2 separate regions of the Homo sapiens genome follow, and region 2 is linked to region 1. Evidence: read pairs that join two places in POLR2A ChIA-PET (ENCODE). Cell type or tissue: PC-9. All regions are shown on one strand. Links, peaks and the distances in the headings refer to the core of each region. The heading gives the core; the rest is flanking DNA.

Region 1 (2,911 bases), core at 119-2,618:
TGGGATAAACATCTGTTTCCATAAGAGTCTGTCTTCAGTTTCACTTACAGAGCTTTTCTAACCTAATTACGTGTGTCAACTCTGTGGCTGTAATCACTGTTCTTAGGTTAACCTCTGTAAACCGTCGGAGTTAGATGGCTTTATGGGCTGTCTCAGGGAGTCTCTGGGTTACAGCAGACATGACTGATGACTGTGTGCTGTAACTGAACTATGCAGTCTGCTGGCCTTTAATATGCACATTAATGGTGACTGAGTCTTGGCACCACCTTGCTGTGTTGGCTCTTGAGTTGCCTTTTATATTAAATGACGCATGATAGCAGACCTGCCTAGCAAATTACAGAATGACCTGAGCTGCTTCCAAGTTAAGAGCGCTTGGTGAGTTTGCTTGAGAGGGAGTCCAGCAGTCAGCTCTGAAGTCATTCTTATCTCCCATTGCCCACCCCTCTCTGCCCCCCACCCCCGAGCCCTAGGTTAAGTGAAGGGATTAAAAATTGACCCAGTTTGATCAGCCATCAGGATAAAGCCATGCCCATTGTCTCCTTGAAATTCTTGGGGGGTGAATGGGCATTTTTTTCCTTTTTTCTCCACTCTTTCCAGCTGTTTTTGATCTGGCATAAGCATGAGGGTGAAACACGAGTGAGAAGGAACGGGCTTCAGGTTGATTTGGATGTTTATGTTATTTGATGTGTTATGTTAAAGATCATTTCCTAGCCTGACTAGGTTATTATTGAGTTTCTTTTATGTATATTAAGCCATTTCTCTTCCTGATGGTTAGTCCTGAATTTCCCATTTGCTCAATTTTTCTTTTTGCTCTGGAGAATTCTAGTAGAGCACACATTGTAATCCTATGACCGTAATTTCATCAAAAGTGGTAATTTTTTAAATGTTGAGGAAGCAGTGACCCTAATGTTTCAAGTCAAGCTACAAAGCTACCTTATTTTTGTTCTTACTGTCACTAAAGATACATCTAAAATTATAAAATAATTTCATGACAGTAGGTAAAGTAGAATCAGTTATTTTGGGAGACATTATCAATATTCAGCTGCAATAAAAAATTAATGGGTAAAAGCAATTCTGATGTATAATAAAGATTAACTTCATTTTATGAGGCAGGCCATTCTCTGGTTGAGAAGAATTGAAGAAAAATAAACCACCTTTCCCTCTTCTGGGAGATCAGAATCTAGCAGTGTTTGATGTAGGGTACAGTGTGTATTTTTTAGAACTCTCAGTTGAGTGCATTAGAGTTTGCTGCACTATTTTGCAGTCACCTTTTCTCTTATTTAAAGAAAAAAAAAGCAAACTAAAATATACTCAAACTCCCCTTTTGCCTTTTACAGAGCCAAAGTGTCTGGTTCTCCAGCCAAAAATGTTTTTAACCCTTTGGCATTTATGAGACAAGAGTAAATAAGGTATGTCAGAGCTCTGAGAGGGGGGTGGGTGCTACACAGGGGAGGGTGCCCTAGACTCTGGAATGCTGGAGATGACTCACACTTGCTTGCAAGAACTGTGGTTAAATCTGCAGGTATTGGGGGAGCTAGTTGACTTCACACTGGTAGTTTGACATTGGCCACAGTGGGAGTACTGACACCATGAAAATCGGCAAGTGCTATAAGTCAGGGCTCTTCCACCCCACTCACCCATGAGGTTAAGTGTCCAGCACATGGCTGCCTAGGCTAGAATGGAATACAGTGAGGAGGCAGTTACTCAGCCCTTCTCCATCACTAGGGACTCAGAGGGTAAAATGGGTCACTTCGGAGGAAATGCTTTGGAAAACAATAAGGCTTTGGAATGTAGGCCAGGGACTGCAGGGGGCTTGGTTGCTTTCTCATTAGCCTTTGCCTCTGGGATTCTCTCACTCACACTCTGGTTTTGTTGAGTTCTGGGACCAGGGACGTTTCTCTGCTCTGGGTCCTTTTTGTGTGCTCAGAATTACTCAGCATTTGGAACTGAGACAGAGACAAGAGCTCCTGGGACAACAGAAAGTCCTCAGGAGGTGTGAGTGGGGAAGCTGGTTCACACCCAGTCCCCACGCACACCCATGTGGGCCTCACAGTGAAGGTCCAGGTAGAAAAGCTTGAGGAAAGAGAACAGGGCAAGAGCTTGTTTAGAAGCAATCCTGTTAGTCCTAGCCACTGGTCTGAACATATAAAAGAAAATCAAGCCAAACAGATGTTTTCCTCAGAGGCAGCCAGTAAGGGAAGGAATTATCTCCTTGAGTTGACATCCAATGTTGGGCTCCGGGAATGAAATTTCACAATGCATTGGACGTGGATGGCATGGTCTTTCTTCCTGTGGATTTAAGAATTAGTTTCAATTTAAAATGGGATGCTTTGAAATCTCAGGTCAGACTTTCTCCTAAACTTTTAAACCAATTCACAGTTCTGGCCATATTTCAGCCAGCAATGAGGAGTCAGAAGGCTGGCTCTCAATTTTTTTTAAAAAAGATTTTGCTTCAGCCAGCCAGCCATTGATCTGAAGGGTTCTAAGCGATTCTATTTCATTTCATTTAAACATTGGCTCCTTTATTTCCTCCCTCTTCTCACCAGCTAAAATTACAGGAGACCACCATTTTCGGGTGGAAAGAACATTTTGTGAAGTTCATTTGCTAAGCTTCTGCTATGAACCCACTTGGCCAAAGAGGGAAATCCTCCAGGAATTCAGTTTCACCAACCCTTCCCTCCACCCCGGGCTGCCGCTCTTCCTGCTGCTTTCATTTTAAGGGGACTGGGCATTTTTGCAATTTTGTCTTGACCATCATCATCTTTTTATTACTCATGGGGAACTTTCAAAACACCAGCTCCTTTTTTAAAAGTAGTTTTGTGTTCTTAGTGGTTTCACAATCTGAACTGAGCTGATGATTTGAGAAAATGTGGGCAGTTCATGGAATCATGAATGGTTAGAACCTTTCAGT
Region 2 (2,911 bases), core at 102-2,601, 53 kb before region 1:
ACTGGTTGGCTTGCTCCTTTTCGGTGAGACCCCATTCCCCCTAAGGGCTTCCACTGTGCTCTTGAACATGTGCTCTCTGGGATCTCCCACAGGTTTAACCAGTGTCTGATGTAGTCGGTTCTCAGGAGAAGTTTGATAAATGCATGAACCTGCTTTGCCCTGACAAGTAGGACCTTCCAGCCTCACCCCAGATCCACTGGTCCTCAGCCTGATCATGGACATTGGATGGCGTCCCCATCTGCCTCCTGCCAGTGGAGCGGAGACACTCCTCTTGGACCCTGCTTCCTGCGCTGGCTGGAGAAGGAGGACCAACAGCCCTGGCACCAAGGGCACCTTTTCTGAGACTGGCTTTCCTGACACAAGGGGCACCGCTCTGCTTTTGTGTCTGCACCCTTCGGAGATGGCCTCTGACCATCCCTGGGCTTCTGGGGTGGTGCCTGGCCAGGCTTAGCACAGTGTCCCGTGTAAAGCCCAGACCCGCAGCAGTCCCCTTCCTGGCAAGAGTGAGGTCTGCTCTTTTGACCTTGACTGCACCTCCCTAAACATATCCTAGAGTCCCTCTCAGGGAGCACTTGGGGCTCCGTCTTCACTTATTCATGTCTTTTTAGGCGCCGCAGCACGCACCCCACAACACGGTCAGCACAACCTTGTCCCTTGGCCCTGTGGGACTCGTGGCCTGGACCCATTGTCTGCTCACTTTCTTGGAATGTGGCCTCAGGCCCTGGCTTCCTGGGCCCTTTTCTAAAGAGGACCCTTCCTTCGTCCCTCTAAGATCCTCCCCTCACACTCCATGGCTTTGGGCTGTCTTATCAGCTGGGGCTGCCATAACAAAGAACCACAGACCAAGGGTTAAACAACAGGCATTCATTTTCTCACGGTTCTGGAGGCTGGAAGTGCATGACCAAGGTGCTAGCAAATGTGGTTTCTGGTGAGTATTCTCTTCTGGGTGTGTAGACAGCTGCCTTCTCTCTGTGTCCTCACATAGCCTTTCTGCTCTGTGTGTGTGTGTGTGTGTGTGTGTGGAGCAGGGTGGACTTGTGGTTCCTTCCTCTTCCTCTAGGGACACCAGTTCCAAGGACCCCACCTTTAGGACCTCATTTGACCTTAATTACTTCCCTAATTACTCCATCTCTAAGACACCTTCACACTGGGGTTTAGGGCTTTAACACGTGAATCTTGGGAGGACACAATTCAGTCCATAGCAGGGATGGGGTGCTCAGGGATTGTGGAGGGGGCCTCCCAGGGGGGTGTGCTGGGCGGGGACTCAGCTCTGCCACTTCTTGGCTGTGTGACCTCAGCCAAGCCCATGGACCTGCCTGACCTGCTGAACGGCGTGCTCCAGCCTCCTGGGGCTGGGGTAGTGAGAGATACAGACAGGCTTTACAGCGAGCAGCAAAGTGCCTTTCCCACGTGAAGAATGGGAGCATAGGCCACTTCATTTGTGAAAGTGAACCTTGATGACAACACGGTGGAAATGAGGTGAAATCACCAGAAAAACAGATTTGTTGCTGCAATAACATTTCTTTCAAGAAAACTTTGTCCCTAGAGGTAGAGCCTGGTTGTTGACATTCAAATACCTTCACATTTCTGAACATGGTTCTTTTTCTCCTATGTGACTAGAAGCTTAATAACATTACTGTCTAATGAATACCAGATGCGAGACCTGGAATGCCAGGGCTGCGGGCTGGTCCTAGACGCTCCTTGGTGTGTTTGTCTCACATGGTACCTGACCTGACATTTCTGCAAGCTAAACAGGAGATAAAAACCTCAGGCTTTAACTATTTCTTTCAAAGCTCATAGGCTTCATGAATAGGTGTCACCGCTGTTGCTAGTCCTTACAATCATTTACCAAGTCTTCTAGCAGAAATTGTAGGCCTCCGAGAAGCTAACCCACATGGAGGGGCTACGCCATATCTGTAGGCTGGTTTGTTTTACATTTTCCTTTCTAGAATAATCTCAAAAGATGCAAAAACCTCCCTTTCTTATCAAGTCCTGTTAGAAGAATGTCAGGTCTGCAATGCATGATTCTGTCATGTTGTAATAGTTTTATGTATAGTGTGTGATATAACATCCAATCATCCAGAATGGTGTGAGACCATTGAACAGGTAGGACCTTCCAGCTCATCTGGAAGACCCAGTCAAAAGATTGTGAAGTATGGCTAAGGTCAAGCATAAAATGATCTGGCTAATAGAAATTACAGAAATGAATGGAATTTCAAAACTGTGGTGGCTGCCTGAAATTTTACAGAGGATTCCAGGCTGGATCCTGGGCTGGGCTCAATTTTAAGGGAGCAGATCCCGTGGAGGGGAGCCTCAGTTTCCTTGTCCGTCAATAGGGTAGACTGTATCAGCTCAATGGAGCTACAAGATTTTTGAGATACGTAATCTTTTCTTTGGGTGCAATTAGACGCAGACAAAAGTTGAAGAACCCTGAGGCACTGCTCTAGCCACGGTGTAAAAGCATTGAGCCAGCTCATATGGAAGACCCAGTCAAGTCACCAGTATCTGCATTTGTGCTTGTTAACGTTCGTGGCTCAGGAGGCCTACCTTCTGATTAAGTGTTCTCATGTAAAATCATCCAAATACTCCCTATTAATTTTATTTTGATATATGGATGAATAATAAAAGATTATATCTCCATGTCATTTAGTTGAATTTGTTGATTCATTGAAATAATAATGCAGGCAATGGTTAATGAGTCAATAACGCTGTGACAAGTGGCATCTCCAAGGATGTTGGCAATCTGCCTTCTGCTCCCCATGCTCTTCCTCAACATGGCTTTGTCACCCCTCCAATAAGTAGAGTCCTTGTCCCTTCAGCCACCGTCGGTGGGAGTCCTTGTCAGTTCTTTTTCATATCTTTTCAGGCACTGCAGCATGCACCCATGGTGACACCAATATGTTCCAACCCA

What was found. Peaks named below come from ENCODE experiments on the same cell type or tissue, not always from the same donor. Only the 100,000 strongest peaks of a DNase experiment are listed, where the experiment ranks them.
Region 2: POLR2A ChIA-PET joins it to region 1 with 12 read pairs; 2 of 35 experiments call an interaction of 5 or more read pairs at or near these places.

Annotation. Positions count from the first base shown.
Region 1 is chr2:236,659,722-236,662,632 of GRCh38, forward strand. No RefSeq gene overlaps it. Among named protein-coding and RNA genes, the nearest start is that of ACKR3, 91 kb to the left of the region's middle. RefSeq lists an enhancer at 1,441-2,117. In PC-9, for the core only: no CTCF peak of the experiment used is centred there; a DNase peak (open chromatin) is centred at 1,490; H3K27ac peaks cover 1,773 bases.
Region 2 is chr2:236,606,717-236,609,627 of GRCh38, forward strand. LOC105373947 (a long non-coding RNA gene) reads left to right here. Exons shown (of 4, transcript XR_924021.2): 2 at 1-23; 3 at 609-928; 4 at 2,408-2,641. Among named protein-coding and RNA genes, the nearest start is that of ACKR3, 38 kb to the left of the region's middle. In PC-9, for the core only: a CTCF peak has its summit at 1,210; DNase peaks (open chromatin) are centred at 875, 1,335 and 2,153; H3K27me3 peaks cover 566 bases.